Linked DNA regions of Homo sapiens: regions 1 and 3 are each linked to region 2. A link is a loop called in an ENCODE intact Hi-C map of the cell type or tissue named here. Cell type or tissue: mammary epithelial cell. All regions are shown on one strand. Each heading gives the region's core, and the rest is flanking DNA. Links, peaks and the distances in the headings are about the cores only. Region 1 holds the start of COL4A5 (collagen type IV alpha 5 chain). Region 2 overlaps COL4A6 (collagen type IV alpha 6 chain). Region 3 overlaps COL4A6 (collagen type IV alpha 6 chain).

Region 1 (8,196 bases), core at 2,261-7,260, 220 kb before region 2:
AAGAGGGAATTGAGGCTGTGATATTATCTCCCCAAAGTGGAAAAAAAAGATTAAGAATTAATGAAGGGAAGTTTCTGAGTATCACTAAGGGAGAGATGAAAGCTAGGGACAATACTAGGTAAAGACACAGCCATTTAAGTGTAAGCCTGAAAGACAGCTACAGTGCAGGGGCTGGTGAGAGGGGTGGGGAAAGTGGTCAGAAGGGGCTCTCATTTCAGATGCATATGCACAAAACTCTTCTGGGGGAGGGAGAATGTCAATGAATTTGAGTATGTTATACCACTGTTATAGCTGGGAAGAGATCAGTAGGAGAGGTATTTGTGGAGGGCAAGCTCCACCTTCTGCCCAGGGGAGAAAAGTAGGAGGATATATTGTGCACAAAATTAAAATTTAAGCCCTTAAGGATGAACGGCCTAGGCAGTTATGGTAAAGACTTATTAAAAGATGAGCCAATGGAGAGTCTTTCTTCAGAATCATCTTAAGTGACCAGTCACAGAAGGGTTTACAGAAAGGGCAATGAGAATTATTCAACTTTTCATCATGACTTTACTTTTCTCTATTATCTACCATGTATGAAATAGGGATTGAGGAGAATCTCATGAGCAGGTTCTAGAGCCTTGGTTTAAATCTTGGCCCAATCATGTATCAACTGCACGACCTTTGGCAAGTTATTTAACCAATGTGGGCTTCTGATTCCTTGTATATAAAAGTGGAAATAACATTAGCTACCTAACAGGATATAACATAGTAACCACTAAAAAAGTTACCATAATTTCTCTGTTGATATAGCCTTTTTAAATATCAGGGTCTACTGTATGTATCAAAGACTTGAAAAATACTTATAGCGTTTAACCCACTAATTCCCCATGAAGGCGGCTGTAGCAATAAAATAATAAAAATATGGAATAAGAAATGTTCATGGCAGCACTTCTTACGATGGCTAACAAATCTTGACATTTTAAAATATACTCTACAAAAGTGAACAGGTAAATAAATTGGAGTGTGTATAAATACAAGTTGTATGTAATCATTTTAAAATAACGTTTTAAAACTAAGAATGTTAACATGGGAAACTGCTTGATAAGTGATCAAACAGTAAGAAATAAAACTATATGTAGAATAAGCCCAACTTACTTTTTTATTTTAACCAACTTTTTTTTTAGTTATTAGCTAGTGTTTATTTAATCAGGTTTTTTAGTATTTTAAAAATTCAGTATCTTCATGAAATGAAAACTTTACCATAGCAATTGAAACATGAATTGTGCTTAGAGTTTCGTGATTCACATCCAAACCTTAACATATCATTTACAATTCAAAAATTGTACTCTTACAAGTCATTGTTCTATGCCAAATTTATTTTTAAAAACATATTATATATATAGGAAAGAAAATAGTAAAAACAACAATAATCAAAACACACACCATTATTCTGTGCTCAGCCAGCACAGTTCTGGCCTGCTGGTAGAACTGTGGACATATTTTTATTTTCTTTATGTTTTTCAAGTTTCCAACATTGAGCAGCTGTTACTTTTGTTACCATATAAAATCAACATATGAATTGGTTGAATGAACAAATATATAGTTATTGCTTCAAAAGGGACTTTAATCAAATAAAAAGAACAGATAAAATGTCATAAAACAAAATGCCTATAAGACCAAATACATGCAGATACGAAACTGGGAGAGGCTAAATATTACAAATGTTCAAAGAAAGGTACAATCAGTATTTGATACTATAATAAGGGAAAGTTTCACAGGACTATTTAGCTATTCTCACCAGTATGTAAACACCATGAAGGGAAGAACCTTGTCTTTATTTGGTTTTAGCCATAGTGTCTAGCACAAAATGATTTTGTAGGCAGTACACCTCCATGAATAGAAATAGAACAGCATAAATAGAATTTTTGAGTACTTAGAAGTTGCTGAATAAATATCTGCTGAATAAATGTAAACATTTGCTGGAATTGAGCAAAGACTTGAATCCACAAAATTCTAATCAAGATGGAGGGCCAAAATGTGTATGCAGTGCTCACGGGATTGTAGGAAAGCTTACCTAGGCTAGACTGGAGGGAGTATATTATAAACTGTAATGAAAAATAAGGTTGGATAAGGGAAAAGATCATGATAGGCCTTGAAAATCAGACAGGAGATTTGAGAGTTGATGTAGTAAGAAATGGTAAGTCAATAAATATAATGACAATAATGAAATCTAAAATTGATTTAACATTTACTATGGTGTCAAATACTATATGTTTTACATAACTTTTCTCATTTCATCCTAAAAAAAAAAATATGTGAGATAGGTGCTACGGCCTTCCTTTTGCCAATGAGGAAATTAAGTCTCAAAGATTACTATTTTGCTGAAAGTTACACATCTACCAGTCAGATTCCATGTCTGACTTCAGAGGCCAACCTCTTGAAGACTCTGTATAAGACCTCTACAAAGTCCACAAAACGTGTGAAGAGAAATACCAGAAGAGAATGAGATCATGTATATTTATTCTAGGGTCTTGGACTGGAATCAGATGTATCATTATGAATCCATGATTTTGACATATATAAAGAGGGACTTCAAGAAATCGATATAGAAACAGGTATGTGTGCATATATACATATATTTCCTAGTTCTGCCTGCTGAGAGGGCCTAGAGGCAATGACACCTCAGTAGCAATAAGCATGCCAAGCACCCAGATCTTGGCTTCTACATACCATTCTCCAATAAAAAGAATCAGAGCTCCTTGGAGAAAAGATTCTGATTCCAGAGTTGGGGCAAGGAAATTAAAAAATGAGTCTGGAGGCCAGGTGCGGTGGCTCACGCCTGTAATCCCAGCACTTTGGGAGGCCAAGGCGGGTGGATCACGAGGTCAGGAGTTCGAGACCATCCTGGCTAACATGGTGAAACCCCGTCTCTACTAAAAATGCAAAAAATTAGCCCGGCATGGTGGCTGGCACCTGTAGTCCCAGCTACTTGGGAGGCTGAGGCAGGAGAATGGTGTGAACCCGGGAGGCAGAGCTTGCAGTGAGCCGAGATCATCGCGCCACTGCACTCTAGCCTGGGTGACAGAGCAAGACTCCATCTCAAAAAAAAAAAGAAAAAAAAAAGAGTCTGGAACATCTGTGGTGCCAGAAAGTAAGAGGGTGCTTAAAAAATGATGGAGACATGTTGAAAGGACACAGGAGCCAATTTGAAGGGGCTCCTGTTGGCCAAATCTGGGTTTCAGCAAAAACAAAAAGTAGTAAGAGCATAATTCATTATAACCTATAGAATAAAACAAATATTCATTAAGTCCATACTGCTATAAACAGCTGAATAAATATATACATTAAGCGTAAAGAGAAAGTTTTTTATTACAGTATAATTCAATCAATTAATAAATGTAAAAATGTTGAAAATTGAAATCAATGTCTGGCAAATGTCACAACAATAATTTATTCAAGCCAGAATCATCAACATATGCTAAAATTAGTGGGCAAATATATGATGAGAAACAGGATATTTACATTGTCTCACAATATTGCCCTGCATAGTCTCACTTTGTAATTACAAAAGAAAAAATAGTGACTTTATAGTGAATAAACCTAGCAGACACCATCTTAACCAAGCTTTCAGGGATGTAAAGAGTCTCATGTCTTACATGTATAGACATCAAAAGGTAAATAAAAACACATGAAAAAATACAAACTCTTACACTGCCATGGGACAGATACATATATAGATATATGCATAAGACTAAAGATATATATCTATATAGTTTGTGAATAAAATTGGATATGATAGGTAGGCAAATTAGTACAAAAAAAGAACAAAACTAAATTAAGCATGTTAAGTAAAGTGTGTTACCATACACACATACCCGGTTGTTTCACAATAGACATGCTCCTGAAAAGTTTGGTGGACTTAAAATTAATGCAGTAACTGAGTAATTAAATAATCATAAGGCAAATCTTCCTTCAAAACAAATCATCTGTCACAAATTATAGTAGTTATATAAGTTGAAATGTTTACATATTGTGATTACATAAAATCATAAAACCTTCAACAGCATTTGCTTTTAGATTGCTTTTAAATAATCTCACTCTAGATACAGATACAGAGGTCAAACTCTGATCTTTTTATTCTAGGCCCAAAGCTATTTCCATTACACCATGCTGCTTCTCCTAACATCAGCAGGAAGACATGTAACCCCCATTATCATTTCCATTTCACCTCCTGTGTCCAAAAAAAGTGGCAGAGATCCAAATACTTTACACACCAGTAAATCTCTATAGACCACATACAAAGTAGGCAGTATAGGACAGTCATTAAGGGCAAAGATTCTAGAGTCAAACTGCCTGGATTCAAATTTTCCAGCTTCACAAGTTACTGCCTACATGACTGGATTTCTGGGAATGTATTCAACGTCTGTAATTTGTAGTTTTCTCATCTGTAAAGTGAGGATAATAACGGTATATGTCTCATAAGTCTGTTCTGAAGATTAAATATGATAATATGTATTATCATATTAGCACAGTGCCTGGCACATAGTAAACACTCATTATGTTATCTACATTAATAATGATGACAATGATGACAAGTTTTTCCTATGGAGCAATATACTTCATAGAGGATGAAGTGTTTCATGGCTACAAACAACACTCCTACCCTTGATAAATTCGTGCCGCTGGTCACAAGGAAGATAGTACGTTTAAAGTAGACAAAAATATCCAATCTACTGCACAGAAAACAACTTACTAACTATGTAAAATAAAACTAACATAATTTTACATACTACCCACATCCACAAATCTAAGTGCATATCCCACTGACAGTGAATCAGTACAGGTATAATTACCTTCACATAAAAATGTTATTTCCATCACTAAAAATTATATTTCCAACTTAAAACTGTCTTCTCTTATTACTAACCTTTTGGCATAGAGGTTACTTTATTCCACCTAATGAATGCTCTACCTAAAAAAAAGATCTTCCACATATTTGTGATGTACCAATTTGGCATGATTTCAGAGATAAAGAAATCATTTACCTATAAAAGAGTAAAGCACTTTAAATAGCAACACTTTTTTGATATAAAAACCCCAATACTAAACTACTCCAGTCAAAGACTAGCCCTACCACCAACCAGTTTTACTCTAGAAATGGTCACCGATATCTCCAGCACAAGTATGCAGAGCCGATATCATTCATATTTTTGAGCCTATTAAAATATTTATGTATGAACCAGGAAAAACAAACCCTTGGTTTTAATAGAGGCACAATATCCTAATGATAGGAAAAGGGGATATAAAATGTTCTTTAAAAATTATATAGGAGGAAAAGGGAAAGAGCTGTAATGACTTCATGAATACTCATTAGTTTAAGAATCCAAGAAAACAAGCTTGCTCTCAAGTTTTGTCAATAAAAAGAAACCTCATTGTTAACATAAATTGATTTAATATTAATTGATGTGTAGTGTTGCTATACATACCTGTATAGTTGTCATCTGGTGCAAATTTGTTAAAAGTAACATCAAAAAACATATATATATTTAATCAAACATCTACAAAATCTTTGTCCCTGGGCCAAATGCCAGAAACAGAGGGCACCAAGAAGATGTTTTTAAAATGAACTATTTTCAACAGCACAATTGCAGTTTTATCCAAGTCTGTAGCCCTATTGACTGGCTAAACCTTACCCCCATTAAGATGCTCTGCATCAAAAAAGCATTTTTAAATCATTTGTCTACTTTGATGGAAGAAAATTATGGCATGCATAGTAAAAATATTTGATATGCATGGTTTTTCAGCAAATTTGCTATTATAATTATGTTGTGCTCAGAGTAATATGAAAGTTAGTTTTCATACACCGGGTACACACCTTCAGAAGGATAGAAAGAGGACATGTGATTTGAGGCATGCTAAGTGCTATAGGGAAGCTAGACAGCTAACTTAAAAGTGGACCCAGATGAGCTGTAACATAGCAGCTGCTTACAAAGAATTGACGGTCACTCAACCATGTGAAGGCCTAAGCCATGATCTCATATTAAACAGTTTTTAAAACTATCCATAATGATCACTCAAATAAATTTAAATAATTTGTCACACACTTATTCTTCAGAGGTTATATGAAATTAAAGATGATGGGCTTCAGGCTGGAGAACATTTTCTCTCACAAAGCCATTCATTTTTTTAACATCTGGCCCTCATCCCCAATAGGACAGTGGGTGGGACTACCCAGATACCCTTCTAAGAGATATACTGAGGTTTGAATTCTACATTCCTAAAACTGAATGGAGCTTTTTGCTGCTATTTCACATGTACCTCCTCCCCCACTTTCCTTTAAACTGGAACACTGATTCTCCTTTGAAAAAGGAGTATTTTCCTTTGAATAGGTGATGGGCAAATTCTCAATTTGTTCAGATGCCTTGGTAGGTTTAAAAAAAAGTAAACAAACAAAAAAACCCATAATTTAGAAAAAACAACAACAACAAAAAGACGCAAAAGACCTGAAGCCTGAGACTTTACCTCACTCTTCTTGGTATGTTGCCTTAGCATTTCATTTGTAACAAGGATGTCAAAAGGGAAAAGGAGGTCAGTGGCTTGAATGACCTGAGGTGGGGGTAGGTTCCTGTTGCTTAAGGAAAGAGCAAAGGGGACGAACTTCACTGAGGCGCTAAAAACACTTTGATGGAAGCTGGATTTTCGAAGAGCCAAAATATTAAACTACAGACAAAATTCAAAGAGTGGGCTGGGTACAAGTAGTGAAAAGGTTAGTCGCCAGGCAGGGAAACACCCGACGGTGGAGGGAGGGGAGGAAAAGTTTTAAATACCCACCACAGCCTAGTGAGCCTTTAATTAGCGTCCCCCACTTCTGACTTTGCTCTTGCCCCCGGAGGAGCTAGCTGCAGGGAAGCAAGCAGCCCTATTTTTAAGCACTTAAACCTCTCCGTTGGACTTCAGAAGGCTTGAGTTACCGGTGTTGCAAATAACGTTTCTTCCTAAACATGAGAAAGCAAATTTGAATTCCCTAGTCAACGCCAAAAGGAAGATAAAGGGACCCCCCCCCCAAAAAAAAGGTAATTTCAGCGTGAAAGAGCGGTGATGGGCGCGGGGGAGGGGAGGAAGGACTTACCGCAGCCTCTGCAGGCTGCCCCCAAAGACTCAGGGCCAGTAAGAACAAGCCGGCAGCCAGGCTGACTCCACGCAGTTTCATTCTTCTCCGGCTCCCGCAGCTCCTTCAGCACCCGCACGAAATTCCCGGCTGGCTCTAACCAATTGACATAATCTTGAGGGTTTATATGGAGAGAGCTAGAGCCGGAGAGGGACAGTGAGGCTTGGGTGAAGAGAAAGAAGCTTTTTAAGAGTGGAAGAAAAAAAAAAGAAGAAGAAGAAGGAGCTACTCTTCCTTCCCCCCTCCCCTCCCCAAAGCCGGTCTCTCAGGAGAACTTTTCCCTTCTGTCCAGACTTGCAAACTTTTTCTTCACTCAATTCCTACAGATCTACTTTCCTCCCTCTCTTCCCCGTGCAAGGCCCCCCTCCTCACCAGCACAAGGGAATTTGAGTATCACTCCGCCACAGTTTTAGACTGCACCGGCAACCTGCGAGGGAGTGACGCTCAGTTATTTGGGGGAGGGAAACTTCCAGACTAGTTGACTGAGCACCATGAGTCCAACCGGGAAGCTTTTCTATTCGTTCATTTGCACCTTCCGTTGATACTACTTTTCTAGGCTCAGTTCCAATCTCATTGGTGTGCGTACCAAAGCCAATTACAAATAGATCTAAACTGGGACTATTTTTTTAGCGGATGGATCTCAGAGGGGCCGTGCTTTTTATTGTTACTCATTAGAAACAAATTTTGGTCGGTGCTCCCTGGGCTGCTGGTCTTCTTTACCTTCCAGCTGCTCACAGAACAGAGAGTTTCTACATACAAGCAGAAGATGTGAAAATATTGGGAATAAATAAAGTATATGCTTATAAACAAGTAAGAAAATAAGTATATGTGCGTGAATACTTTATGTGTGTTATATACGTATAAGATCTGGGAGCATTCAGCAGGTATTGGTAATTATTCTATGGTATTATGTTATTATAATACAGCTATATCTCTGTTTAGCTGCATTGAATCCTATAATTAATGCCTCCTATATTGAGCTAATGTAAAAGGTATTGACTCTCATTGTAGTTGTGTTTCAGAAAGATTTAGGGCAGGGAATTAAATAA
Region 2 (8,196 bases), core at 2,139-7,138:
CAACATGTTGTTCTTCATGTTTAGAATGCATTCACTAACAGTTTGTTGGGTCTTTCTTTGCCCCTCTGCTCCCTTGTCAATTCACACGTCTCTGAATTCCTCTTGGACTTGTGGTATATACAGTATAATTTTAAAAATGCATTGCATATGACTGGTATGGTTTGGCTATATTCCCACCCAAATCTCATCTTGAACTGTAGTTCCCGTAATCCCCACATGTCGTGGGAGGGACCCAATGGGAGGTAATTGAATCACGGGGCTGGTTACCTCCATGCTGTTTTCTTGATAGTGAGTGAGTTCTCATGAGATATGATGGTTTTATAAGGGGCTTCCCCCACCCTTCACTCTGTACCTCTCTTTGCTGCCACCATGTGAAGGACATGTTTGCTTCCCCTTCTGCCATGATTATAAGTTTCCTGAGGCCTCTCCAGCCATGCTGAACTGTGAGTCAATTAAATCTCTTTCCTTTAATGCAATGACCTTATCTCCAATACTTTTTGTGATATGGCCTTATCTCCCCCAACAAGCTTAAATGTTCCTTGAGGGCATGGGCCATGCAGTGTGTTTCTTTTGTGTATTGCCTTCTCAGCCCCTACATGTATATTCATACTTGCCAAGCACAAAACTCAGCATGAGATGAAAAGTGTTTAATTAGGTTGGTGATGGGCCATGCATCATCTGTTTTCAAGGGATAACATAACTATAAGTTTCATGAATGCAGAAACTATGTTTTACCTGCCATCTTAACCTCTGTGCCTGGCACAGAGTAAGTGCTGAATAAATCATTGTTGAATGGATGAATTCCATTCAGGATGAGAATCAAAGCCATTTCACTCAGAGATCTCAGAGAACAAAGAATGCCCAGAAACTACATTAGATGTAGACCATTTCTGTTTTCAAAGGCTCTAAAAGGTATTGTTTTAAAAGTCTACAGTGGATGTTGTATGAACTTGGGTAAGTCCCATTCTCTTTCTGCCCTTCAACTTCTCCATCCTGAACTGGATCAATTCCTGAGTCTTATGCAGCTTTCTTTTCAGTGATTCTGTGATCAGATGTTTCCTGATTGCACTCTATTGCAACTATCATAAATTAAAGTTAAAATTCTAAGGTCCCCCCAACCATCTGAATGGATCCGTCCTCTTGGCTAGGGGCTTTCCAAAGCTAACCTGGAAAACTAGTTCAGTCCATGTTAGGAACAAGGAACCAGACATGCCTCATTATACTCTCCTCCCTTTTGGAGTTACTGATAGAACAGACTCTTTACGTCTGAGAAGAAACATTTACCATCTATTCTCTCCGAAGCCTGCTACCTGGTGGCTTCATCTATTATGATATATCCTTGGTTTCCACAACCCCTTATTATAACCCAGACATTCTCTTCTATTGATAATAACTCTTTCGACAAATTGGTAATCAGAAAATCTTTGATTCCACCTATGACTTGAAAGCCCCCCCACCCTGCCCCAGGCTTCCAGTTGTCCCAGCTTTCCAGACTGAACCAATGTACATCTTACATGTGTTGATTGATATCTCATGTCTCCCTAAAATGTACAAAACCAAGTTGTGGCCTGACCACCTTGGCCACATGTTCTCAGGATCTCCCAAGGGCTGTTTCATGGGCCATTAGTCACTCATATTTGGCTCAGAATAAATCTCTTCAAATATTTTACAGAGTTTGACTTTTTCCTCAACACTATTTAGACTTCCAAACAAGATACTGCTGTACCTGGGCCACTGGCTTCTCAGTCATTTCTCAATCATTTCTCCACTCAGCAAACATTTACTGATGCCCACTGTGTACCAGGCATAGTGCTGAGCACAGGTGATTCAGTAAAGAGTAAGACATAAGCCCTGTCCTCAAGGAGTTCAGTCTGTTGGGAGGTATAGACACATAAACAGGCAACCTAGCCCACACATTGGGTGGGGGTAATCATAGAAAGCTCCCTGGAGAAGCTGATATCTTGGTTAGAGCCCAAAAGATACAGAAGTGGTAGCCAGGAGAGCAGAGCCATATACAAAAGCACATAAAAAGGCCCTGGAGTAGGAGGTTAGGAGAGAGTAACGCAAGATTGGAGGTCACAGACCATTTGGCAGACTGTGGCAACACTCCAGGCGAGAGATGAGAAAGACTTGAACTAAGACCATGGGGCTAGAGATCAATGAACAGGTTTCAGTTAGATTTTGGAGGTAGAATTCACAGTCCTTGCTAATGGATCGGATGTGGGAGATGAGGGAATGGAAGGGTCATGGAGGACCCCTGAGTTTCTGGCTTCATCAACTTTATGAATGGTGCCATTTACTGAGTTAACTCAGAAAAAGGGAGCTGGTTTGGAGAATGGGGTTGAGGAGAAGCCAATGTGGTTCAGTTTGGGGCATGTTGGGTTTGAGTTGGAATATTTATTTGAATAGATCTCTTATACGTCATTGACTATAAGGATCTGGCACAATCAGAAGAGAAATCTGGGCTGGAGGTTCAGGTTTGGGAGTCATTAGTATGTAGATTAAAGCCCTTCAGGAGGAAAAATAAACACTGAGAAGCCAAGTACCAAGGAGAACCAGGACACCATTGCTATGTAAAAGGAGAAATGCTCTCACAGATGTGGGGTACTGGCATACATGCTCATCTATTCCCAAGCACACATCTCTGCCCCCAAAGAGGGTCGCTCAATGATGTCTGTGCATCTCCAACTGAAACTTAAGAGAAGGAGCATTGGTGCCCAATCCTAAACTCTCCATTTTGCCATAAATGATGCCTAAAGGAAAAAGGGAACTAATGCTTTCATTCTATCTGCCAGGTGTTTTATATGTATTAACTCATTTAAATGCTGACAATAATCCAACGTAAGAGCTATTATTACACTTCAGCCCTTGATACTCAAGATGGTTATATCCCTTGCCCAAGGTCACATAACTTAATTGGCAGTAAGGAGACTTCATTTAAAGTGTACCTAACAGCACTGCATCACCTTCTACAATACAACTGGATCCTTAGGAAGGCCTGTGCACACCCTTCTCCCTTCCCTGCTTCATAAATACCATTTGCATCCCCTAGCTTAATGCTTTGCTTTACAAATCCCTCTGGGAAAAGCAAAGCTCTAAGTTGTCAGTCATTAACGCCTCAGTGGGAATGAGTTTCAGATTCTTCCTCAGGAACAAATGTTAATTTTATGGGAGAAGAACACTGGAACCTTAACGGAGGTATAAAAAGGCAGAAAGGGACTAAGTTATGAAAAGTCAGCCCCCTCCACCAGTTTCACCGTCCTGTCTAGTGTGAGGCATATGCTTTTAAGATTCTTCGATGATATATCTACATATGTCTACTACTTTATAGGCAGCCCCATTTCTGGGTCTTTTACCCTAGTTATCTGGGTCTGATCAGAGGCCACCTTAAACTTCACACTGATCCCAACTCACTGTGGTTGGCAGGAGGCAGCCAGCCTGGGCTGTGGTTGCAGACCTGCGGTTCCTGGCCTTAAGCACAAGTCCCAACTCATTCCCTTGAGAATTAGACCCTGATGTGCATATTTAAAATCCTGAGCAGATGGAAGCAGGAGAGCTCATTGGAAAGACTTGGAGGAGTTCCTTCTGCCCTGTCTGGGTCTATTTGCCAAAATAAATGACATGTATCAGAACAGGGCATTAGTCCAAGCCCATTGAAATTCTGCTAGCTGTCCAAACAGTGATGGTGTTTCAGATTGGTTCTGTGAAATGATCAGGGTTAGGAAAAAAGAAATAATGTGTGAGCATCTGGCTGCTGCAGCCTACTGATGGGGACAGTCCCAGGGGCGGGCCCAGGGTAGTGGAGGGGCAGCCTCAAGGACCCCCTAAGACATCTGCCACTGGCAAACAGGGAAACAGCCACATACTGGCAGCAGGTGGTCTGTTTAGTTCCATGCCGTTCCTACTAGCTACGTGACCTAAACAAGTCCTTCCTCTTCTCTCGGCCTTCCCCCTTCCCCCCGCCCCCCGCCCCATGTATAAAATAAAGCCCGGATTGAATGGTCTCTAAGGGCCTTTCCTGCTCGAACATTCTGTGACTTCTCTGACACTGGTTTGATTTCTTTTTCTCTGTAGAGGGAGAGGCCCACCTACCCACCTGCTTATCTGTAGTCTCTATGTTCTCACACTGACCTCTGCTGGCCATTATGAAAAATGTCGCTGATAGTGTCGGGGTGGGAAAGGAAAGGAATTCACCACTGATTTAGTTAATATTAAGCTTTAGCTGTATGGGTAATGAGGCAGAAATCCTGTGCATTAGAGATGAGGAAAAAAGATCATACAGCTATAAGCACAAAGTAAGCGTATCTGGATGACAAAACAACCCGCAGAAGAAATGGGTCTGCCTCTTTTTTTTCTCAGTCACCTTCATTTGTTCCCGGTGTTCTGTGCCAGTGTATGAAAGGACATCCATGGATGGGAAGGCTTTTTGTCTCATATCCTATGACTGCAGGCTCCATAAGAGCCTCACACCATGCTGAGGGGACAGTTCTGGATGAGCAGAAGCCTAGAAACTTCCCACAGGCCCTGCTTCTGGCCCTTGATTCAATGTGAGAGGTTTCAAACTGAGCTGCTGGCACGCCCGCCAACCCAAGCTGGAACCTGGGGCCAGTCCAGAAGTGCATGTTCCTCTAGGGGGTGCCTTTTCAAACTTCTATTTGGAAAAAGAATTAGAATTTAAAAAATATATGTGAGTTCTTTAGGAGAGTTCCTTTCAGCTCTCTTGTTGGAACACAGGGGTCAAGAAATTCTGCATGCCCACCAAGCCAGGAGAAAGGAAGCAGGCTGTGGGACCCTGTCTTTTCTACATGGAATCAGAGTTCCAGTTAGGCCCAGCCCTCGAGTTGCCTACCTCCTAAGTCTCCTTGCTTACCCTTGCTGATAAGCATGTGCTTGCAAAGGTAAGAGACCAGAGGTAGAGGGTGCCAGTCCCTGTGCCTATGCTGGGTGCTGCTGGGACTCTTCTCTCTAATGGTGTGAGCAGGATGGGACTGGGCCACATCACAACCTGCTCTCTCAGTAGCTGTTCAGTGATTTACTGTCCTCTTCCCCTTCCTTCCCTTGATGTGGGAAAACTTTTGTCAGGGCTTGGATTTGGGTCAAGCATTCAGTGCCCTGACTGGATCCTCTCTGCTAGTAATAACATGGCCTCTGCAAGCCCATCCTGCCCTCCATTCTCCCATCAAGCAGCTCCCTCCTCCTCAACAGCTGCTTCTTATCTGCCTCCCTTGTCCCAGCCTCAGGCAGGCAGCCCTGGCCTCATTCTGACATACACATGTTATCCTGAATGCTTCTTGATGACTTTCAGCCCTGAAAGACCGCTCTTCTCCCAACTCTCCCCTGTTCCCAAACCTCTGAGGGTTCCCTGTGTCCTGCCACATCACGACTTCGACTTTTCTGCGGTGCTTTCCAGGCCCGCTTCAGCTGGAACCTTTCCAATCAACCTTTCCAGTGCGGCCCATGACTTCCCCCAGCCATGGGCAAAATGTAAGCCTTCCACAAACCCTCCATTGCCAACTCTTTTTTCATGTTCCCACAGCACTTAGGCTCTGTTCCAAATTTGTACTGTTTGCTGTGATTTTGTATGCATTAGTCTTGAAACCTAGGCCCACATTTTCTTTCTTTTTTTAAAAAAATTATACTTCAAGTTCTAGGATACATGTGCAGAACGTGCAGGTTTGTTACACAGGTATACATATGCCATGGTGGTTTGCTGCACCCATTAACCCGTCATTTACATTAGGTATTTCTCCCAGTGCTATCCCTCCCCTTGCCCACCACCCCTCAACAGGCCCGCATGTGTGATGTTCCCCTCCCTGTGCCCATATGTTGTCATTGTTCAACTCCCACGTATGAGTGAGAACATGCAGCGTTTGGTTTTCTGTTCCTGTGTTAGTTTTCTGAGAATGATGGTTTCCAGCTTCATCCATGTCCCTGCAAAGGATGTGAACTCATTTTTCTTATAGCTGCATAGTATTCCATGGTGTATATGTGCCACATTTTCTTTATCCAGTCTATCATTGATGTAGGCCCATGCTTTCGACCTCCTACTCATTGTCAACAGCACCCCAGCACTATTTTTTAAGTACTGCTCTTTTTATATTATTAATATGCATTATACACACATATACATATATACACACATATTTATTGATTTTGTGAAAATCCCAATAATAATAAATAACAGAACCACTGTAAACAAAGTTCCAACAATGGGAGGTAGGAGCCTAAAAATTGAAAGTTTACTCCACCCCCATCATTCCCAGAATGAAGCCTGTTAAACAGTTTGCAACCTATCATTTTTTGTAGGCCACATGTTGGGTATTGGAAAAGGTTAAGTGGTAGGTGGTGCCCAAGAGAACTGCATTTCCTTGGACAGAGCATCTTTTACTTCCTTGCAAGGGTCGTAGGTCTTCGTGGGCCTGATTGACACTCAAAATTATACTCCAAAGGATCATCACAGCTGGTGGCCACTTGCATCTCCAGTACTTAACTGTAGCCACAGCATAAGGCATCTGTCCCATTTTCAGCCTTTTAAAAAGTAAGCCTTGAAGGTGAACAGTAAAGGGCATGCTTAATGGGCTTCTTTTCAAAGTTTTTCACAGATTTGTAGGAAATGATGGACAGTCAGTAAAGGGGCCAAGAGGTGGAGATGGGAAGCATTTATGAAAATGGACTTTCTACCTGATACGGTGTTGTGCTCTCTGAGAGGTAATGCATATTACTAATGGTTTTCATTTTTCTGCCAAGAAAATTCAGTCCCTACTGGGATTTGTTCTAAATGATAGACCAGCCTGCCTGTGTTGCACCCACTAGGGTTAATACTCAGTCTGAGTCCACTTTAAAATGTCAGCCTGAACTCTCAGACTTAATTGTTACAGACATTTTATAAGCAGGGCATTTAAAATCCTCAGGCTGTTCCCTCTTGCTATCATAATTGATACTTAATAGATATTCTTAGGCTTCTTGTATTTTACACATTCAACACTTTACAGATTGGAGAGGAGAGGAGAGAGGGATAGGAAGAAAGAACAAATAAGCAATTCATGTGTGTATATGTGCATGTGTATGTGTGTTTTCCCTGTGAATGTCTGCTACTAGGTGCAGTGATGGAGTCCTGGGATCTGCCAACGAAGATGAGCTCTTGCAGGTTTGTCAGCCTGTAGGTTTCTGGGCCCACTCTGGCCCCCTGGGGCAATGTTCTTTAGCCACAGCCATTTCTGGATTTCACTGCAAGCACATGGTTGGCCATTTGGACGTGAGTTATAAAATGTCATGATGCTCTCCAGCGCTCTGTTCTTTCACTATTTTGACAATCTGATGGATGGCCTGGCATTAACTAGGAAGAGGACAATATTATCCATCCTGAATAACTGATTTCCTAAGAAGTACAAAGTTGAAGGATCTTGGTGCACATGAATCTTATTAAATGTGCTTATAAAATGTGTTCTATCCAAATAAGCTTAGCAATCCCTAAAATAGCCTTTTCTGATCCGTGTCTGGAACTTTGGCGTGCCTCACAGATCTCTTAGCCAAAATTATTCAGTGAAGTTATGACAGTGCTCTTTGTGCGTGGGAAAATGAGAAGTATTAATGCTAAGTCCTCTATTGACTAATTGCACTCCTTCTGTCCACCTTAGGGACGACCTGGACCAATTGGAATTCAAGGCCCAACAGGTCCTCAAGGATTCACTGGCTCTACTGGTTTATCGGGATTGAAAGGAGAAAGGGGTTTCCCAGGCCTTCTGGGACCTTATGGACCAAAAGGAGATAAGGTAAGACCAGCAAAGCTTGATTTCTCTTTGATGCATGGGCCACAAATGTAAAGATCAGAAGTTCTCCATCCCAGTTCTGCTCATTTATGATGTCATTCCTGAGTAGTTTGGTGCCAGGCTGCATTTCTGCATTTTTTTTTTTGAGACAGAGTCTCGCCCTGTTGCCCAGGCTGGAGTACAATGGCGTGATCTCGGCTCACTGCAACCTCTGCTTCTTGGGTTCAAATGATTCTCCTGCCTCCACCTTCCAAGTAGCTGGGATTACAGGTGCCTGCCACCAGCTAATTTTTGTATTTTTAGTAGAGATGGAGTTTCACCATGTTGGCCAGGCTGGCCTCAAACTCCTGATCCACCAGTCTCAGCCTCCCAAAGTGCTGGGATTACAGGCATGGGCCACCATGCCCCACCCAGGCTGCATATTTTA
Region 3 (8,196 bases), core at 1,890-6,889, 170 kb before region 2:
AAAAAATTAGCAAAGATATAGAATATTTGAACAACCTAAGTACAAGCTTGATATAGTAAATGTTTATAGAACACTATATCCAACAGTTAGAGAATACATATTCTTCTCTAGCAGACATGGAACATACATAAAAATTGAGCATGTATTCGGCCCTAAAGCAAATTACAACAGAATTTAAAGAAATCCATACGTCTAGAACATGTTTTCTAACCATATGACGTCAACAACAAAAAGATAATTTTCAAAATCCCTATGCATTTAGACATTGAAAACACACATAATATTATAATAAAAATTAAATTTTAGAATTGAATGATAACAAAAATACTATATATCAAAACTTGTAGCATGTAATGAGATTTATACATGGAAAAATGTATGTTATTCAATTCTTATAATAAGAAAATGAAGACTAAAAATTAATGATATAGATATTCAACTTCAGAAGTTAGAAAAAGAAAAACAGAACAAATCCTAAAAAGTTGAAGAAAAAGTTAGGAGGAGAAATTAATTAAATAGAAAACAAACATGCAGCGGAGAGGATCATTAAAGTCAAAGTTGGTTTTCTGAAAAGAATAATAAAACTGAAAAACCTCTGGCAAGGAAAAAATGTCGCAAATAATATCAGCTATTAAAAAGAAGATATAACTATATATGCTCTGGATATTGAAAATATGATAAGAGGATGTTGCAAACAACTTTATGCCATTAAATTTTGCTTAAAATAAAATAGACAAATTCTTAGAAGAATAACGATTAAAGAAATGCATTCTGTAGTTAAAGTTATACTAATCTTTTATGAAACAGATTATCTCAGTCTTTATACAGATTTTCCAGAGAATAGAAAAAGCAGGAGTACCCCACCAACTTATTCCATGAGATCAGTATAACTTTAAGGGGAAAAAAAGATAATGGCAAAAAGAGAAAGGAAAATTACTGGCCAGTTTCTTTTATGAACATAAATGTAACAATCCTAAACAAAATACTAGGAAAGTAAATCCAGTAGGATATAAAAAGGAAAATCTATCATGACATGTTGGGTTAATCTCAGGAATGTAGCAGTGGTTTTAACATTAAGACATGCATAAATTCAAATTACAATATCAATAGATTGAAGGAGGAAAAATATACCCATCTCAGTAGAGAGATTTCCCCACAATAGTACATGGATAACTCCCTGGCAATTCACTTGACCTCCATAGTGGATGAAACATTTTAAAAGCAATAAGCTGTGAGTTTTAGGTCTTGGTTTTCAGTTTGGTTACTCCCTGTTAACATGTAAATGCTGCAAATTTTTATTTTAGTTAAAAATAAAACTTATGTTGCCTGATTACAAAATAATATACCTGCATTGTAGAAAAATGGAAAAATGCAGAAAAGAATAAGGAAGAAAAGTAAGAGTACCCACCCATAATTCCACAATTTTTAACTTTTTCAGTTCATATCCTTCCAATAGATTTTATGTATGTGTATATATTTGTATTGTAAAGGAATGTGACCATACTGTACATATTATGCTATCGTAACCTATTTTCATTTATCAGTATCATGAATATATTTAATATAATCTCCCTAACAGCCTTATACATCACCTATTAATGACCACATTTTATCATATTAAATAGATATTATATTTTACTCCCATATTGTTACACATTTTAGGTTGTTTTCAACCTAAGTTCTTGAAAATAATACTGTGATTAACACTTTTATAGCTGAGGCTTTATACTTACTTATTTTCCTTAGGGAACATAACTACACATAAAATTACTATGTCAAAGGATGTGCACATTTTTAAGGACTCAAGAAATGACTATTTTCAGACACATATCTAAATATATATATGAACTTAATAAATAGTGAAGGTAGCACCTCAAATCAGCTTTTTTGGAGATAGTTGACAGTAATTTTGAAAAAGTGAAATCTGTATTGCATACAAGACACCACAATATACATCGGGTATAATAAAATCTTAAATGTGAGAGACAAAACCTTGAAAAATTCTACAAGAGAACATAGAGAAATATTCTCATATAAGTGTGGAATAGGGAATGACTTTCTAAATTCTAAGGATGTTATAAAGCCTGAAAGGCTAAAGAAAATTCTTGATACCTTTGAACACTTTCTAAATTTTTTGTGTCAAAAATAGTTCATGGAAAAAATAGTAGGCAAATGCCACATTTGGGCAAATATTTACAACGTGAGTAAAAGAAAGGCTTAATTCATTACTATATAAAGAAATGAAGGCTATCTTTTATCTGTGCATTTATATTTAAACACACATACACATTCATACACATACACACACACACACACATACATACATACATGGGCCTTTTTCAAAAAACAGAAGATAAGACTTTTTCTTTTGTCCTTTTTCACAGTGGGAGCTGGAAAAGAGATTTTCTGAAACCAGATTGTAAATTGCAAAAGGCATTTTTCTCTGGGGTTCAGGTGAGATGAGGCAGCAGTTTCACCCTGCTGTATTTGGACCCTAGATAGAAAGCATATTCCTTTTGTCATTGCTCTGAGATGCAGCTCTAGCCTTGAGCTAAGAGCAAAAATAAGTGAGCTATGAAAATCTGGGTGTGACTACTAAAATGCTGATAATTTAATCTATTACAAGCAAAAATGAGTAATGAGATAGTACCATCTTTATGTGATTTATGGCCAAAGTTTTTAACATTGTAGTAAAGAAGTCTCTTATTTTAAGAGACTCTGAAAGAGCGAGGAGAGAGGGAAGGAAAGGAGGGAGAAAGCGGAATTAAATGACAAACCTAGAGACTTCTATTTCCTGGGGGTAGTAACAGCAAAATATTTGCCCAGCAGTAAAGAGGGCAAAGAAATCACTTCTTAGAGAATTGTCTAAAGACATTTTTTCCTAGCAAATAATAATCTCTACAAACCTTCACCTCATAATAAAGGAGGCTCAGTACTGGCCTTCGGAAAAGAAAAGTTTTATTGGCAGCCATGTAGTCTGAATACAGAGTCTGATAGAAATCATAAAGCATGTCTTGACTGGTAGTCATGATGACAGCAATAGAATGGCTTTCAGGCACTAAAAGGAACACAGTAAACTCCCTGAAATTAGCCATCTCCACTGTCTTTTTCAATGTGAGACTGACAATACTTAGTTTACAATTCAGTGTGATCTCCATGTTAAACAAGTAGGAAAATCAGAGTAGGCTGGGAATTTTGGAAGCTTCTGCATTATCTGGGTTTATGTTCTTAGATGGGCTTTTCTATAGTCCCTTTGCATTATCAAACTTTCAAAATGGTTAATAATGAAATATACTAGGATGAATCATTGGATTATTCAATGGTGATTAAAATCTGCTGCTTTCCCTGGGTGTCTCATCTTCCTTCCAGCCCTAGCATTTTGTGTGTTGAAAAGAACATTGCCTGAAGGGAAAACACTTGCACAAACAGTACACTTGGAAACAATCCAACTAAAAACTTGGAGGCATGTTCCTGACCCAAATAGGAACATATCCTATTGTCTTTTTGCCCCAGTTTTCCCTGATTTGTAGTATTTAAAGAGTTGCTGTTTTGAAGAAATTACAGTATAATTTATACCAATCTAGAATGTAAATGTAATTGGACAATTTACAAATTAGATAGGTCTAGTACTAATGAAAGGCACAAAATAAAAAATCTTAGAGTCTATTTGAGACCATTAACCAGGGCAGAATCTAACATAGTACATTGAACTTAGTGGGCATTTCATACGTGTTTGTTAAATTAAACTGAATGAGTTCGTAAAACAGCATTCTCTCTATTACTGCCTTGCTAAAAATTCTTGCATGGTTTTTCATTTATGAGAAATCCAAGTTCAACTCCTCCTCCCCTTCTGTACCCAGCAGTAGTCAGCAGCTTTATTTCATACTACCTACTTATGTGCCTCCTTCACCATGGCCAGCAAAATAGATATAATGCCTCCCAAGACTTTGACTGGCCATACTACAAAAAGGATGCTCTCCCTTCAATTTATCCAAACACTTCACAGCCTTCTACTTACAGCATGGATTCCACATCCTTCTGCTTATTCTGCCCTGACACTCTAGCGCCAAAGTATTTATTGCCACTTTTCTCTTTTGTCTTTCCCTCTTGTTTGACTCTTACCAAGTATACTTATTGGTTTCTCCAAATTCGCAATTTTCCAGTCTTTTTTTCTCAGATTGTCAACTCTTAGAAGTGAGAAGTTCCTAGCATATATCTCTCTGTACACCCTACCTCTTTTTTCTGGGTTCTTAATCTAGGGTCTTAATCAAGGAAGGCGATCCCTTAACGGTCTGTGGATAGAACTATATTTCAATGTAACCTACTTTTTTGGTAATCCTATAGGTCCTATTTTAGTTTTGAATTTTTTCATTGAAGTAGAACATCCATCTAGAAAAGTGCACGAATCATAAGTGAATTTTTGCATGATGAATAGAACTGTATAACTACCACCCAGAACAAGGAACAAGAATGTTACCACCACTACAGAATATAGAACCTAACACATCCTGACTTCTGACACCATAGATCAGTTCTGTATGTTCTTGAACTTTAATTAGTAGGAATCACTGTTATGTGTTTAGTTTATGCATTTAAGGAATTGTTCTGAGAAGATGTCCAAAACACACAGACACACATAAATTTTAAAAGGTACAGAACCATGGACAACCTTTTAGGCTTTCCCAGATCTAAGATTTCTGAGTTTGATTCTTTACATAAAATGAGGGGGAATTTGCAGAAGTAATTGCAAAAGTAAAGTGACTCAGAATCAGAATCTGATAATGCCTAAAATAGATGGGCAGTGCCAAGGATTTGCGAAGATTGATTCATCATTAGTCAGTTCTTGCCGTGAGGGTAGGGTGGGGCGAGTACTTTTTGACCTACCAAATGAGCTTTAACTATTTTAACATATATTGCTCACGGCTTTGTGTTTTACTCTTTAACAATAATTTTAAGAATAGTCAGCTGTTTTGTGGACTAAACTCTCACATCGTCTAACACGGGGTCTTGAGTGTAAAAAGAACTCAGTAAGTATCTGCTTAACCATTTTGTGCTTCAGTATCTGCTTGGCCATTTTGAACCACAATGTCAGCTAATTAGCCTTTTCAAAAAGGTACATTTTTGTCTAATTGGTAGTTTCTACCAGACTTCAATGGAATTCCTTTGCTTGGTATCAGCTATAGAAAGATGTGTTTGCACTGAGGGTGGACAACACTACAGCAAGGACCTACATGTGTAGGCAGAGACTGATCTAACTAATCAGTAAAAACTGCAAATGAGCATCAGTTCCATACAATGTCTTTGTGATATGATTACATCAGTATACCTACTTCTCCATATGTGTTTTTTTTTTTTTCAGGGAGTTAGATGGCTCCTCTCTGCTTGTTCTTTTTGCCTAATATTTTTGTTGTCCTGAATATCTTCCATTAATTGAATGTCATGTTTTTATTGCTTACTTGAATGCATACAGCATTCAAGGGCTGTGGCAGATGAAAAAGAAATAGAATGTGCTGGTCTAAATCACCTAGTAATTTAATGACTAGTTTGAGAAACAAGACATAAAAAGAGATAAACAAAAGTGCACGCCTGACTATATTTAAGCAATAAATGATAAAGACATTAACAATTGTTGATTGTTAAGTGAGTAACCCACTTTTGGAGAGGATGAGGAAGGCCTCAAAGAACAGATCATCACCATCATAGCTAATTCATAATTTCTATGTAGAATAGGCTTAGGGTATAGCAATCTGAGTAGAAGGAAGGGTTGAGGGACTTGTCCTGAAACTGCATTTACATTAACAAACATACTGTTCTTATGTAGATTATATGCTTATTTATAATGGATCTTGAAGAATACTTAGGGCCTGGCTTAGTGAAGGAGAGAAAATCTTCTTGGTTGAAGAGTCCCAATCTACTGTGTGTATAACTGAATTTGTGGAAGATACGATGTGTAAGACAAGGTTTCTGTTCTCAATAATGTTGTAACCTGCATGGAGAGGCACCATATACATGAATAGAAAGTCATTACAAATAGAAATAATTTTGAGATAAATGTCATTTGCAAGTGCTAAGTGATCAAAGGAGAAAGAGAGGTCAGCATTTGCCTTGGTGGTCAGGGAAGCCTTCCTGGGTCAGGTGAAACTTTGAGCTAGGCCTTGAAAGAGACATAGAAATCGAACAGGCAGAGAAAGGGAGCTCATGTCAAATTACATTGATTGTCTTCCCTGACTTCACAGTCAGCACTGAATGAACTCTCTTCCTGTGACTCACCTTCTGAATGACATCATTTTATAAATCTTAGGTGCATCATGACTTGCGTTACTTTTGAATTGGAAGTGTTATCTCCCCAACAGCCTGTGGAATGATTATTTAGCACTGGCAGGTAGTGCTGCATCATACCTTTCTGTTCTGAAAGAGTTAACAGAGCTTCTATAGGTATCCAACCAGAAGTTCAGGCACTGGACCTAGACTTTAGATAACAGAAATGCCTTTGTGCTGGAGTACACTTAATGAGAGAGAGCACCTCTGTCCCGACACATTTGATGAATTCACTCAATTTGGGAAAACCCAGACCAGCGCACAGACACTAAGATGAGAAAAGAAAAGGTTTCGTTCACCTTCTTCATTCCAAGGTTGTGAATTCATTCTTGGGAGGCCTTGAAAAGGGAGGGTGGAAAGAGTAGGAGGAGGAGTGGAGGTGGGGGATACGGAGTTTCTGACCTGAATTCCACAACAGAGGAATGTGTGAACAGCAAGAGACACAGGTACAGGCTAGTGCTCTCACATACCTGAGGAAAACAGATTTTACCCAACTTCCACTCTGTCCACTCTGCAGACAGTTGACAGTGTGGTAAAGAGAATTAATAATTCTATATAATTATTTTATTTAATAACTTATTTTTATTTACTAATTTTATTTGTTATTATTTATTAATATGTTTTATTTCCCAGAGTTTAGGGAGGGTACCGTGAAAAAGGAGAGAGAATTAACATTTTAAAACACTTAAACACAAAAAAGAAATTGGCTGTAGAATGTCCAAAGTGAACAGTTTAATGCTGTTTAAAGCGGTCCTGGATCAGCCATGTTTAAATGAGGTATATGAAGAACAAAAATCATGCTTGTTCTGATTCGTCATAAAACTACAAGGTGGTTAACTGGGAGAGAAAATGACGTCAGCCCCTCTTATTATGAAGCCCTTTGGGAAAGCTAGTTAGATGTATTTTTTACTATCTTTGTGAGAGACCCTTGGGACAGAAGTTAGTTTCAGAAAATGCAAAACATCCACAGGGACAATCATAGTACATTTGTTCACATTGCCATGCAAACTGTAAAGGCAAATATAAACTATAATTCAGGGCACATAGAAAAGTTAAGGAAACATGGGAAGTTGATTCTCCTGCTTAATAAGACTGACAGGATAAACCAAAGTCAAATCATTTATATTTTATAAGCTGTAATGTTTTCTAGATATTGGGTTAAGGAAAAACATGAGATACCTGCAGTTATTGCATCAACTCATTGTAATTTTTGCTTATAGTTCTTTTCTTTTGAGATTGATAAATATTATCTGTGGAGATTTTTCTTCTCACCTAAAGAAAGTTCCTTTGGCTGATGGGGCACATTTCACGGTATACACAGGATCTGCTGTCATAGAGAATAGCCCTATAAACCCTCAAACTGATAAGTTATTTCAACTTTCAACTGTGAGTCAGAATCTGATGCTCCAGAGGTAGCATGTGGAAGATCACACAGTAACACATGTTTAGCTTTTGATGAAGAGCTTTATAAACTTTGCTAGGAAAAGGTACTCTTGCCCTTGATCTTTCAGTAGTGCATTGAGTGACAAAGACAAGCAATAGTAAATTGGTTGGGGTGGAGTGGAATGGTGATGACATTAATATAAAAACAAACTTCACTGAATACTATGTAAGTATACCATCCTAGAGAAAGTGGTATATGGCAACATAGAATCTCAGAACCTGTATTCATATGGATTATTTTTATTATTAATTTTTATTGAGTAATAATATACATTCAATGAAATATAAAAAAAAAACTTAACTCTTCTGCTTAATATATAAAACCACCTAGATCAAGATATAGAACATTTCCAGAATTGCACCAGACTTGCTTCTAACTTCTATCACCATAGATTACTTTTTGACTCTTCTTGAATTCATAAAAATGGAATTACA

What was found. A loop is a pair of places that touch in the nucleus more often than their neighbours do. Peaks named below come from ENCODE experiments on the same cell type or tissue, not always from the same donor. Only the 100,000 strongest peaks of a DNase experiment are listed, where the experiment ranks them.
Region 1: it touches region 2 in a loop (9-fold over the local background); 8 of 110 quality-filtered maps call a loop at or near these places.
Region 3: it touches region 2 in a loop (8-fold over the local background); 2 of 110 quality-filtered maps call a loop at or near these places.

The regions. Positions count from the first base shown.
Region 1 is chrX:108,439,119-108,447,314 of GRCh38, reverse strand. COL4A5 (collagen type IV alpha 5 chain) reads right to left here and starts at 7,477. Exons shown (of 53, transcript NM_033380.3): 1 at 7,109-7,477. The coding sequence starts at 7,189. It also overlaps a transcript of COL4A6 not described here. In mammary epithelial cell, for the core only: no CTCF peak of the experiment used is centred there; no DNase peak of the experiment used is centred there; H3K4me3 peaks cover 3,702 bases; H3K27ac peaks cover 3,074 bases; H3K27me3 peaks cover 473 bases.
Region 2 is chrX:108,220,816-108,229,011 of GRCh38, reverse strand. It overlaps COL4A6 (collagen type IV alpha 6 chain), which reads left to right. Exons shown (of 45, transcript NM_033641.4): 4 at 7,638-7,772. Among named protein-coding and RNA genes, the nearest start is that of ATG4A, 130 kb to the right of the region's middle. In mammary epithelial cell, for the core only: a CTCF peak has its summit at 4,133 (motif pointing left); a DNase peak (open chromatin) is centred at 3,481; H3K27ac peaks cover 248 bases; H3K27me3 peaks cover 131 bases.
Region 3 is chrX:108,394,804-108,402,999 of GRCh38, reverse strand. All of the region lies in intron 2 of COL4A6 (collagen type IV alpha 6 chain), which reads left to right. Among named protein-coding and RNA genes, the nearest start is that of COL4A6, 40 kb to the left of the region's middle. In mammary epithelial cell, for the core only: no CTCF peak of the experiment used is centred there; DNase peaks (open chromatin) are centred at 3,389, 4,829, 6,379, 6,599 and 1 weaker place; H3K4me3 peaks cover 706 bases; H3K27ac peaks cover 5,000 bases.